Linked DNA regions of Mus musculus: region 2 is linked to region 1. The links are chromatin contacts, found by POLR2A ChIA-PET in ENCODE. All regions are on one chromosome and are shown on one strand. Each heading gives the region's core, a stretch centred on a gene start or an enhancer-like site at or near the end of the contact. The rest is flanking DNA. Distances are from core to core; before and after follow the strand shown.

The links. ChIA-PET counts read pairs that join two places held with the same protein, here RNA polymerase II (POLR2A).
Region 2: POLR2A ChIA-PET joins it to region 1 with 11 read pairs in embryonic stem cell. The contact joins the promoter of Aqp11 here to the promoter of Clns1a in region 1. POLR2A ChIA-PET finds 5 or more read pairs at or near these places in 3 of 5 experiments (Patski and embryonic stem cell).

What each region holds. Positions count from the first base shown.
Region 1 is chr7:97,692,591-97,699,195 of GRCm38, forward strand. It overlaps Clns1a (chloride channel, nucleotide-sensitive, 1A), which reads left to right and starts at 4,067. Exons shown (of 7, transcript NM_023671.2): 1 at 4,067-4,279. The coding sequence starts at 4,140. Rsf1os2 (remodeling and spacing factor 1, opposite strand 2) reads right to left here and starts at 3,877. Exons shown (of 3, transcript NR_154552.1): 1 at 3,522-3,877. It overlaps Rsf1 (remodeling and spacing factor 1), which reads left to right. Exons shown (of 16, transcript NM_001081267.2): 16 at 1-192.
Region 2 is chr7:97,734,562-97,741,371 of GRCm38, forward strand. It overlaps Aqp11 (aquaporin 11), which reads right to left and starts at 3,686. Exons shown (of 3, transcript NM_175105.3): 1 at 2,808-3,686. The coding sequence starts at 3,426.

The DNA.
Region 1 (6,605 bases), core at 2,817-5,316:
TAATGAAATGTTGAATGTCGCATTACAGTCTGATCAGAATTCTCAGTGTAATAAGCCAGGCCTAAGCCATTTTATAGCTATTGGCCTAACTGTGTAACTTTTTTTTTCAAAATGTTTTATTATAATACTTGTCATTTCTTTCACTTAATATATGTTAATTGTCATAATAAAAAGTTTAAATAAGTTGATGTACTTAGCATTGTGTTTGAAAACATAGTTTCTGTTACATTTTGTGGCATTATAGAAAGCTCGGAATTTTCAATAACTGGTTTGTAAGAGGTGAAGATGTTCTGTGTCACCCAGGAATAGACTGTTACTTCATGATCTAGAAAGCAAATTTGTAAGTAGATCGACTCCCTCAAAATCGTTTTTAAGGCTGCCTATCAACTAGATATACCCAGGAACACTATTCCATTCTTGGTTTTTGTTACTTATCCTCTGGAGAACTGACACATAGAACCCAGGCCTTTCTTCCAAACAGCCCTCTGTGGACACAACTACACTACAAGTCAGCAGCATAGGCAAAGGTTTTTTGTTCCTTTTGTGTGTGCCTGTGTGTGTCTGTGTGTGTCTGTGTCTCTGTGTGTGTGTGTAAGTTTTGTTTTAGCCAGCAAGCTAGCAAGAGTTCATTAGTACGTGAAATTCTAACCTGAAACTACCAATTAACATTTATATGAAGAAAGAGTGTGAATCAAGATTTCACTGTATGGGATGAATGCTGGTTTCTGGTCTGTCATAATGTTTATGAGCAATTTGAGATTTTTAAAGCAATCAGCTAGGAAATGACAGTGTCATGACAGGCTTAATAGTTTTTCTTGTTTTTTTGTTTTTTATCTTTTTAAAAATCTTTTTGTATGTGGGTATTTTATCTGCATGTATGCCTGTTTAACAATATACACGCATGGTGTACTTGGACGTCCTAAGAGGGCAGTGGATCCCCTACACTAGACAGGTATGAGCCACCATGTGGGTGCTGAGATTAGAGCCCTTGTCCTCTGAAAGATTGGCTTCTACTCTTAAGTGCTAAGCCACCTTTCCAAACCTAGCCCTAACATTTAAGAGTCTTAGCTGAGCATGGGGCTAGAACTTAGCTGTCAACTTTTATCTTCGATTAAGAGACCTGAGGATGGTTCATTTTAAAAACTAAGCTTTAAAGCACTAAATGGTAATTATTTAGTCGATGTGGAATTATAATAAAACTATTTTAATGAAATTAAATGTTAGATGTTAGGAGCCTTCTGGATGAGATAAAGCCTTGAGTAATTCTGACAATAAGTTCAAGGTTATTCAAAGTCTAAACGACAATCAGAGAAAGAGCACTAAGAGGATGTGGCCTAGTGTATACATCACTAGTGCATACAGTCATCTCTAGGGAAAGTTAGCTAGAACCTACAAGACAAGCTTGTGGTACAGACCACCTTCCCTGTCCAGTACCTCTTGCCCATTTCAGAGCCACCTGACTCAGTTTCCATCTTTCTAGCCTAACCCCTAGAAGATTCTAACCCCTGTCTGTGTCTGTGACCTGGTAGCTTTCCTATTGCTTTTGAGCCTTTCTCTTTTCAGTTCTCTTTGTCTCTCATCTCCATTCTTCTGAGTATTCTTCTTTATATAATGTTCTTCTCTGAAGCATGAAAGAGATGGGTATGTTCCTATTTAATCTGTCTTCTAATTATCTCTTGCTCGACTTTCGGTGTTTAAAATGAACAGGTCATGGAATTATTAAACTGTATTTAAAAGTTCTTACAAAAATGTCACTAGTTTCTAAGAGAAATTCCAAGAAGCCAGCAGGCTCTGTGGCAACAACTGAATTCCACGGTCAGAAACTGTTACAGAAAGCTGACACAACAGGAGAGAACACCCTCACACTTCGGTTCTCTGATTTTCTATTACAAGCCTGTTTTGTCTGTTCTTTAACATTTTATTTTCTAGTGGGATACCTGTCGTTGTACTATGACCTCTCCAAACAAATCATTTTATTCTACTATAGGGGCCAAAAATAAAGAACATAATAATGATCAAACCTCATTAGAACATGTCCCTATGTTCTAATAGTAGTAATTCTGGTCTAGTAAGAGTGGGTTTGTAAGCCTAACTCTTACTGTTACCCAAAGGCAGGAACCCTTATAACCTCTTATCTTTACGGGGCTCTGTCAGTTGTTTCCAGGTGATGGTTTGCATTAAAATGCTGGAGCCTGGCACCCAGTGCTTGGAGGGATCTTCTTCACAGCTAAGATTTCTTTCTTCACTTAGCACCTTGTATAAAATGTCTTGCCATTGGGCTATTACAATGTAAATGATTCTGAAGACTAAGACAAATTGATGAGAAACTACTATACTGGTTCTTGCCAGTTTTCTCTGACATACATGGGGGCTCCTTTTCTGAACCAAGCACTGTTTGTTTCACCAAATAAATGTCTTAGGGAATGTCTCAGATTAACCATTTCTCCAATCAGACTCATAGGCTACTCTTTTTAAGTACTGGGGATTCAACCCAAGCTAATCCAGCAAGAACTCTATCTGCTACCCTTGGAACCTACCTTGAAAACCTCTTTCTGAAATCTACCACTTAGAAAGCACACCTACTCAACGTTTTAAACTGGAAATTTAGAAACGATATTTAACCTCTCTTCTTTGTCTATTCTTGTCTTCATCGTCACAAATTCTTCCTCTCAATCTATATCCACATGACGAGGATTTTAACCTTCAGAGAGTTCTAGAATCTTTTCTCATCCCCTCCCTTACTCCACTCCCACCTTCTCATTCCTGTTCAGGGGACCTGCCTCCTAGTCTCACTAACAACAAACTAAATTTTAAAACGTAACACTTGGAACTGACTGGAGACATGGGTCAGCTTGTGAGACTGCCTAATGCCTTTGCAGATAGGGTCACTGCGCCCAGGCAGGGTGGCTCACACCTGACTGTATGTAGGTAGGTATATACATATATGTGAGGAAAAAAATCTTTAGATTCCTCTGTTGAAAAGAATCCAAAGGGAAAAAAGGAGGAAGAAGAGAAAGAAAGATAAAACTGCTATCACATCCTCCATGTATGTTATCCAACCTAAACAGCCTTAGCCCCATAGATATTACAATTCTACAGCCAAAAAAAGTGGAGTCTAGAGGTCAACTGACTGAATTCCATCCACCAACTCTAGCTTGTGAGTTTAATGCCTCAGGTCCCATCTGTTAAAGTGGGTAATAGAAAATGTGTTCATATTGTGTATCATAAAGAAAAAAATTAATTGAGCAAGTGTGGTGATGGGTGCTCATAGTAGTACCAGTAAACTGGAGTTCGGTGCAAATCGATTATGTATTGGAAGCCAGCCTGGGATACTTAAAGAAGCCCTGTCTCAAAAACCACGAAGGAATCCATGAAGAAATATAAGAGGTAAAGTCCGTATGCTGTGTGGTCTATAGGTCTCTGTTATGGGTTTCTATTCACCAAACCTGTAGGTTTTCACTGCTCTTATTCACTGGGACCTAGCGAACAGGGAAGGCAAGGGTTCCTAACCAGTGGCCTACCTTTCCCTCGGGCAGTCTTTTGACTGTCTTGCTGCGCACTGTCCATCATTAATGTAACCTTTTCGTGCTCGTGGCATGACTCGTGGGGATGGGGCGCTCGATCTCTCCGGCGACGTGGGGACTAAGAGGTCTGGTAAATGGCTGTGTGAACCCAAGGAGAACAGGCCTGACGAGGCGGAAGCAGGGTAGACTCGTGCACCCAGCCGGGAGACTTGGGATCTCCAGATGCGTGTGGATTTTATTTCTGTGAGTCCTCCTTCGGCGAGGGACTCCTGGGGCCTGGGTCCCTTCCCGCTTTTTGTTGGGAAAGGCTTGGTATTCCTTATACATCCTCTCTCGGGGTTTGCTCCTATGACCTTCAAAGAGAACCACATAGAAAACACTCGATTATTCTAAGCATCCTTAGAGGAGCGGGAAAGGGGAACCGATGCCACGTGACAAAAGCCAGCCGGCTCGCTGCGGACCTCTGAGTTGCCTAGAACATCCCGTCTCTATGGTCAACCGCATGCTAAGGCCCTCGCTGAGAAAGTTGTTCTTCCGGGCTACGACTACTGCTTCCGGGGCAGCTCCGTGCGAGCCGCGATTGCGGTACTCGCCTCTCTCGGTTCGCGTGGAGCGATGCTTTCCCCGGCAATGAGCTTCCTCAAAAGCTTCCCGCCGCCTGGGTCGGCCGACGGGCTCCGGCTGCAGCAGCCAGACACCGAGGCTGTGCTGAACGGGAAGGGGCTCGGCACCGGCACGCTTTACATCGCGGAGAGGTAAGGTTGGGGGGCGCCGACCAGCCGGCCGGCGCTATTGTGCGGGCAGGGTGGGATTGTCCCCTCCCGAGCTCGGCTGGTTCTGTCCCCTAGCCCGCGTTTCTCCCTAACGACCTGTGCGAACCGGCCTGTCTCCTGCAAGCCTGGCGCGTGGTCACGTTGAGTTTTGAGTCTGCAGAGCCTCGGTTAGTTTTTCCGTGGGCCTAGCTTTCGGAATGGTCGTGTCAACTAGACGATTTCCCTGCGTGGAATATGTAGCTCAGATTGTGACGGGTTACGACGTTTGGTTAATGAGCTGGGATGTTCTGCTTCAAGTGTGTGTGTTTGTGGGGGCTGGGGGGAAGGACCATCTTCAGGCCCACGCAGGGCGGAGTCACAACCAGCCGAACCCGACTCCTGGATGTGCAGGTCCTGGAAGGAATTCTTCTATTTCACTACCTGCAGGATTCAGTACTTTCACAATAACATAGACATGCCACTAAAATACACACTACATACACGCTCATACCCTCCTACCCCCACCCCATACCTTCCTGTTCACCCGCCCTCCCTCCCCATTTCTTTCCTTTCCCTTCCTCCCTCCTTTCCCCCCTCTTTCTTTCATTCTTTCTTTCTCTTCTCATTCTTTCCTGTCTTTCAGAGTCTCTGGTTTACCTTTTGCTATATTCTATTTGTTGGCCACAAAGGAAATCCTCTGCTTTTAAGAGCTCGAGTTATAACATTGCTCCTGCCTAGAAAATCCAGGCTATCTCGTTTATTTCACCATCAGTAGATTAGTAATCTTAATTACATTCAAAGTCCCTTCTTTCATGGCACTGGAAAACAAATCTCTTGGGGACCAAGATTATGCCTACTACAGAGCCCAGGGTATAAACGTGTAAAGAGCTATTTGTTCAGAGAACAGTGTGGATAGTGGGACTGGGTGTTTAGACACCGACTAGAAATACAAATGTGGGTGGGTGCGCAGTTTGGTTGGTATATGTGTTTGGAGTAGCCATGAGGGAGAAAGAAAAGGGATGGGAGGGAAGAAGTTGTGAGATTCATTCATTCATTCATTCATTCTGTAAGTTCTGTTACTCTAGAGAACCCTGACTAATACACATGGGCAAATAAAATGGATCTTGTCAAAGTTAGGAATATATCTGTGTTCCACCACTCCACATGCAGAAGAAATTGTGGAGATCACCAAAGATCTTACTGCTTATACCCAGCAGATGTTTTCCAGTTTACAGTCTATTTCTTCCATTCCTTCTCTCTCCTAAGTCTTCTTTCAAAAGACTTGAAGACTCTTGAAGCATGTGTCTCTCTAAGGTACTTTCCCTGGCCTCTCTTCTGGGCTATATAGCTGACTACAATGGGTATGTAAACACCTACTTATTGATTCCAAATCTGCCTTGTGTTGCAGGATGTTTGATCACACTGTAAACAATGAGATTGTATACTAGATAAAAACCTTTTTCTAGGTGTGGTGTGGCACAGCCTTTAGTCCACATCTTTATTGCCTCTGGCTGGAATACAGACAAGGCCTTAGTACACACCTTGAATCCCAAATAGTGAAGGTAAAGTTAGTTTGTGGAAGGAAGCACCATGTTTGAAAGTGATGTCTAGTTGAGTGGCAGAAAAAATGATCAAATCCGAGAAAGATTTGACCAAATAGGATACGCCCAACCTTCGGGAGAAAAGAGGAAAGGAAAGCTACTGGAGAGAGCAGTTCAGAGAGAGGAAGGAGGCGGTTTTACTGGGACAGTTGTACCGAGACAGGTTAGAGAAAAAGAAGGAGCCAGAAGATCAGGACAGATTGCTAGAGTTACCTTGATGTCAAGCAGAACAATTCAGTCAGAAGCTGAGAGAAACCCGATTGAGTCAGTCAGCTTGGAGAGGAGTTTGCACCAGAACAGCTGAGTTAAACCAGCCAGTTAGAGCTTTGAGAGAACAGGAAAGGGTGAGTTTATTCAGCAGTAAGTCTAAGTCTATAAATATTCTATGCCTAGATTAGATTGTATGGAGGCTAGAAGCTTCCAGGATTAAGCCTAGGCTAGCAGACAGGAATGAAAACTTTAGAGATGACATTACTACAGGAGAATAAGATACTTTTATACCCCTTGATACCATGCTCCACAGATACAAACTCAGAAGCCCAACTACTTTCACATCCACCAACCAAACTCATCACCCCTCTTCATATCAAGCTTGTTTTCCTTCATATTCACTCTGTAAACTCCCAGGCTTTGTCCACTATCAAAATTGCTCTATAAATCAAGAGGGGTTTGTTTTTGTAAATACCTTTATTTTGGGGGGGGGTGGGCTTCGAGACAGGGTTTCTCTG
Region 2 (6,810 bases), core at 2,436-4,935, 42 kb after region 1:
GTGGTGGCACACACCTTTAATCCCAGCAGAGGCAGGCGGATTTCTGAGTTCGAGGCCAGCCTGGTCTACAGAGTGAGTTCCAGGACAGCCAGGGCTATAAAGAGAAACCCTGTCTCGAAAAAAAAACAAAAACAAACAAACAAAAAAAAGCCAGGCTTCTTTTGCTTAACATTATGTTCATCCATGTAGCATATGTCAGAACTTTACTCCCTTTTATAGCCAAGCAATCTGTGCACACTATGGAAATGCTGATAATTACATCGTTAAACTGATACCCAGCAGTGTGAGCCATGGTTCCAGCCTAGCCTCGCTGCAACCTGAGGCAGGTCACTTCTTTCCCCAGTGCTATTTGCTTTACTTAAAATGGGAAGAAGAATAATGTGCCCGTCCTGGGTAACTGTGAGAATTACGGTAACCCATGAATTCCTTAGCAAAGTGATTGGGTCTATAACAGGTACCTAGGGAGTACTCTTATCTCTTTTATATTGGCAGAAAGGCATGTAGCTTTATAACCAGTGTATATTTGGTTCCACCCCTGCAGTCTCCGGCCCTGACCAATACCAGAGCCACCAGCTCTAGTACAGTGAGGCGTGACGGAGGAATGCACATACAGTCTGAAGTGCTGAAGTTTAACTTCAATCTAAATAGGCACCTGGAGCCAGTGGCTGCTGAGCAGGACAAAGCAGGTCCACTCTAGAGCATTGTTCAAAACCGGTTTCATAATCGGATCGCCTGGGCAGAACTTTAAACTCTGACACTTCCTCCGCCCCTTCCCAGAGCAGTTAGATGCTGAGATCTGCACCAGAATGGGTATATTTTTAAAACTCCAGAGATTTGGAAAGAGATTGTTGAGAACGTCTGCATCAGAGATTGGTTTAGTCCTGAGTATTCACGACAAGAAATCAGCCGAGCTTCAGACCCTTAAACTGACATCCTAGAGACCTTCTCCATTGGCCTCTTACTTAGAAATAACTCCAAGGGTCACTTTTCTTCTCTTTTGGAAGACGTTTTTACCCCTCACAAGAGCCAAGGGCCATGTGCATAAAGGCAAGTGTTCTATCTTTGAACTACATCCCCAGCCCAGGAATAGTTAGTAGTAAATACATTATTTATGGAATCATAACTTGGTGCTAAGAGCATAAAAGTACAGGAAGAACACCAACTTCACAACTATCAACAGAGGCAGGAGGAACAATTCGGGGGTGAGAAAGATCTAGGTGTCCTTAAGTTCTTTTTAATTATAAAACAATCTCAGATTTTTATTTTTTGTGTGCTTGTTTTTAAAGACTAGGTCTCATGTAGCCCAGGCTGACCCAAACCCAGTCAGTAGCAGAAGACTTTATTCCTCCTGCCTCTACCTGTCCAGTGCTAGTATCTCGGGCATGAATCACCTGCACAGCTCTTTGCTGCTTTAATGGGCAAGCACAGAACTCTCCTGTGGTAGAACTGCTCATGCACAGCGGGAGTTTCTGCTTTAGCTGAAACTCTCACTGGCCCCTCAAATAGCACGTGCCCACTTCTCTTATCCCACACAATGTGTTTTCCTGTGTGTCAACTAAAAAAACAATGCTAGATTCAAAGAAAGGAGACTTCTGAAGTCTTTCATGTTGCCCCAGGAAGTCAAGCCTACACTGGAAGTCAAGGGGTTTTGTTTACTGTGCCCTGGCTTGAGCCCAGAAGGGCAGTGCTAGGCAGGGTTTCCCTTTTAATGAGTACAAGAAGTATTAAGACTGTCACTAGGTGTCCTTTATTTATATTCATGCCTCTAAAACATTCTTTATAGTTCCACTATCATCCCAGTAAAAGTATTTCATTATTTTAAATGACACACTCTTTTAAAAGGCGCATTTTATCATTAAACAATTTTTGAATTGCTACTGCAGCTAAGCTTTGTGAAAGTAAACAAGTAAATAAGACTTCTGGAGGGTTTTTTTTTCTTGTTTTTGTTTTGTTTTCCTTAGACCGGGTTTCAGTATTTAGCACTGTCTGACAACGAATTTAACATTATCCTCCTCCTCTGCTTCCTGAGTGATGGGATTACAGGCGTGTGCCACCACACCCAGCTGAGAATGATTTGTTTTTAAAGAGCATCTTTAAAAACATTTTAAACTTGAGCCGGACTGTGGTGGCAAACGCCTTTAATCCCAGCACTTGAGAGGCAGAGGCAGGTGGATTTCTGAGTTCGAGGCCAGCCTGGTCTACAAAGTGAGTTTCAGGACAGCCAGGGATACACAGAGAAACCCTGTCTCGTAAAAACAAAACAAGAACAGTTTAAACTTGAAACACACCTTTCATGGGAGTCTACTTAAAAGTCCACGTGCAACTCCACATAAGGAATATGACAAGTAATTTGTAGGAAAAAAGTAGGACGTGAATGCAGCTACAGAACTGCTTCTCCTCGCGGTCAACTACTGACCTATCGTGCACTTTAAGCTCGAAGGAACTTTTTGACCGGATCGTTTCTCAGTAAGAGTGTCAGAAGCAATCTATACCACCTTGGCATGAGAGCCGTAACTGATAAGCTGCCTTTCTAACATTAAAACAATCCCTTTGTGGGCTATTTAAGCCTTTGGCAGTAATCTGCCACGATCTTAGTTTCGGCACCGGAGTGTCTGCTTTCTCTGGGTGTTCAAAACAGCAATGAATGAAGATCTGTATGTTGGCTCCAACTGCTAGGCTGCAAGGTGGTTAGAATAATAAGTGGCCCAGGGTAGGGTGCAGGGGGTGCTCAAATGTATCGGTAAAGAACTTAGAACCTCTGGTCATAGAGGCTCCGGACTGCCAAGTGTTTGGTAGGAATAACAAACCTGCATAGGCCAAAAAGGTGATGAGTGCAGCCAGCAGGTGGATGCGAAGCTTGGTTCGGACCTCCTGGAAGTGCAGTAGAGCGCTGTGGAAAATAAAGGAGCAGATGGCCTCTATGATGATCGCTTTGGACATGTCGGTGTGGATGGGATTCCTGCAAGCTAAGATCCTTTCGTCGTAATGGTACTTGGTCAGACTCAGGCTCCACAGGGCGCTTATGCAGTACCTGCTGCACAGGGCGCTAACCAGCTGAGCCAACAACCTCACGGCACCCATTTCGGGGGACATACCCCCCAGAATCATCTGCATCATCACGCCGCACGGGTTGCTAGCTGTGCCCACCAGGGTCAGGCCATGCACCAAGGAAAAGAAGTAGATCAGTGTCAGAGTCCAGGTGGGGTGCGCAGAGTCCTGCTCGCTCAGCACTTGGAGCTCGTGGGTGCAGCAGCAGAGCTGGAAGGTAGCTAGAAACTCCAGGACGAAGGCGTGGACCACGGGCCTGTGTAGCTGTTGCCGGGCGATCACGCGGGCCAGCCCCACGAACAGCACGAACAGCAGCATTAGCCCCAGCGAGATGCAGGTGTCCTGCACCTCGGGCCGGAGCCCCAGTAGCGCGGACATGGCTCCCTCACCGCTGGGGATGGCTGAGGGCGGCAGGGACAGAGGAGCGTCGGGGGCTGGAGTCCGAAGTCCGCCGCCCCGCCCTCCCACGCCCCTCAGGGGCGGGCCGAGTGGAGAGCCCGGGTTCCGCGCTGGAGGGCTCCTCCCCTCCCCGGCTGCGCTGTGCAGATGTGACCTGAGCCGGGGAGGGGGGGAGGGCGGGGGAAAGGAGGCGGCGAGGGAGCTGTCCCTGGGCACTGGCGGAGGGGACAACGGTCTGTAGAGCCCCACGCGCACCCGCCTTCCGCCGCCTCCCTCAGCACAGGGCCAGGGCCCCGAGACCACTGCGCACGCGCGTGGCGCCCGAGCTCTGGGCTCTCAGCGCCGGACCCCGAGCCTAAGACCGCACCACGCTGGTGCTAGAGCATGTGGCGATCGGAGCGTGGCTTGGGAACTCTGCCTTGATCTTTGCACACTCCGGAAACTGTACTCCACGGAGCCCCAGAGGTCATCTTTGCAGCCACCCCGTTTTTACTAATGGAGAGACTGAGGTTGAGGAGCGAGGAGGTGACCCTCAGGGAAGGAGCTGTGGTCAACTGGGAGTGGGCGTGAGAACCGAGGTTTGACTGGTTTGACAAGGTGTTAGAGCTTTGGTTTTCTTCACCCACACTCGAACTTTTTTCGTAAGTGTGGGGGAAAATATATATATCCATTTATGTGTAAAATTGACGTTAATTATATTCACACTTTATCTAGCTATCGCCACTATTTCCAAACTTTGGATGTTGTGTTTTATTTTTTATCGAATGCATTTGCTTAATTATCTAATTGTCTTATTTATGTTTATATATGTGCATACACACACACACACACACATATATATATATGTATGTATATACATACATACATACATACATACATACATACATACGGGGGTCGCTGTGCCCAATCTCATGTGTTCCACAAGGTGGGTCCCAGGGATCAAACTCAAGTCCTCAATTGGGCACCTTTACCTGCTGGAAGCACCTTGCCTGCAGGTGGTGGTTTAGGCATGAAGTCCTCAAAGTTTATAATGTTTATGTTATCTTCATCATGAGATATTAAAATACTAAGAAAACATTGTTTGCTTGTTCTCATTGGCATCCAGTGTGGGAAGGAAACCCTTGGATTGGTTGGCTTCCCAGAATCCTGGGACAACCTGAGGCAGGATGGAAAGAAGGGAGTTTGAGGGGCCATGGAAAGGAAGCTAGCCTGGAGCTGAAGTCTTGCACCAGCTGAGAGTCAAGTATTCCAGCACAGTTAACATCTATTGTGAAGTTTGCCTTATAGATATCCCAAATAAGAATATTAAAATAGGTGCTGGTGAGATGGCTCAGCGGTTAAGAACACTGACTGCTTTTCCGGAGGTCGTGAGTTCAAATCCCAGCAACCACATGGTGGCTCACAACCATCCTTAATGAAAAACAAATAAAAAACCTATGGTCCAGTGCGAGCGGGGCCGGAGCAAAAGGGAAGGGGGGAAAAAGGGAATATTAAAATAGTTCTGGAAGTCACTTTCTGAGGCGACCTTCCTCCTAGATGGTCTTTGTGACTTCCAACCATGGCATACCAGGGCCAGGGCCACAGAAGGTGTGGAGGGTGATGGTGCAGTCCGCCAACCTCAAGTTCAGATACTTGCCAGGCAGATTCCGGTGTGGCTGTGTGAGCAAGTGAATATTGGGAAAGAGGGATAGATGGCTGCATTATTGGCATTGAGGAGTACTTGAACCTCGTATTAGATGATGCAGACAAGATTCACCGTAAAACAAGAAAACAGCCGGGCTGGATCATGCTGAAAGATTTCTGAGTTTGAGGCCAGCCTGGTCTACAGAGTGACCTTCAGGACAGCCAGGGCTACACCGAGAAACCCTGTCTTGGGAAAAAAAAAAAAAAAAGTCTTCTAATGGGAACACAGTCTGAAACATTTATTTATGTTGTTTCGGTAGCCCTTATGCTATTATTATATAACAATAAGTGCTGTAAGGTTGTTTTGTCTCACACACACACACACACACACACACACAGAGAGAGAGAGAGAGAGAGAGAGAGAGAGAGAGAGAGAGAGAGAGAGAGAGAATGTTAGAATAGGGATTAAGGAAACATAACCTTTCCCCCAGTTTTCTAGTTTTCTCATGAGGAGCTCCATTTAGTGAAAGATATATCTAATCTCCCTTGAATAACCTTTGTGACCCAGGATTTACCTCATCAGGTTGTAATCATATCCAAGACATCTTATGACTCACTCTATACTCATATTTACCAAAAAGGATGTGTGTGTGTGTGTGTGTGTGTGTGTGTGTGTGTGTGTGTGTGTAATAATAGGAAGGAGCCCTTAGAAAAACTTCCATCAATGGAATTCTAAAAGCTTCTAAAATCAACATGCAATTGTGTGCAGTTGTGGCCAAGCCACTTAACTACAATTCCTGAGAAGCCCACACCCAAACTATGGTTGGCTATTGTCCTGTCCAAGAGGGCCTTTCTATTGAAGTCTGTGTAAAGAAAATCTCTTCTTTGTAAACTCCAGTTTGCTTCACAGCAACTCATCCTGAAATTCTTTTCTGCACTGAAGTTAAGAATCCCAGATTTGAGCCTGTGTGGTAGCACACGTCTTTTTTTTTCCCCTCAAATATTTATTTATTGTATATATATGTGAGTACACTGTCATCATCTTCTGACACACCAGGAGAGGGCATCAGATCCCATTGTGAGCCACCATGTGGTTGCTGGGAATTGAACTCAGGATCTCAGGAAGAGCAGTCAGTGCTCTTAACTACTGAGTCATCTCTCCAGCCCCGGTAGCACACATCCCAATCTCTGCAAAGGCAGGCAGATCTCTGAGTTCAAGGTCAACCTGGTCTACATAGAGAAATCCTTCACCACTGCCCCTAAATAATTCCAGCGTTGTCTCGTGGGAGTCTCTGGAAAGAAGGCCCCAGGCTTCTCCAGTCAGCAGTGTGGAGCTCTGTCTCTCCCACCTGATTGGCTTCAGAAATCATGGTAACCAACCCCTTAGCACAGAGCCCAGCACAGAGCAAAACGTGCTTAGTGAGTAGCTTGAAATTGAAACCCCGTGTTCTGACCGCCTGGGTCCAAGAGTTCATGACAACACCGCACTCCTAAGAATTCACCCACGTGGGTGGCCCGCAGTGAGCAGAGTGGGAACAGCTGCCGGGGCTCCCCTGACCTTGAGCCTAGCAGTGTTCTGAGCTGATGTATGTCGCAACGCTTGCCTTAGTTCGGGGGTGACTAAGCACCATCCTGCCTCAGTCTTGTCCCACATGGCTCTGTCACCCACAAGTCCATCTATTTCCTAGAGCTGAGAGGGCAGGGCAGCACAGTCAGGTGGGTGACCTTCTGCACAGTCCA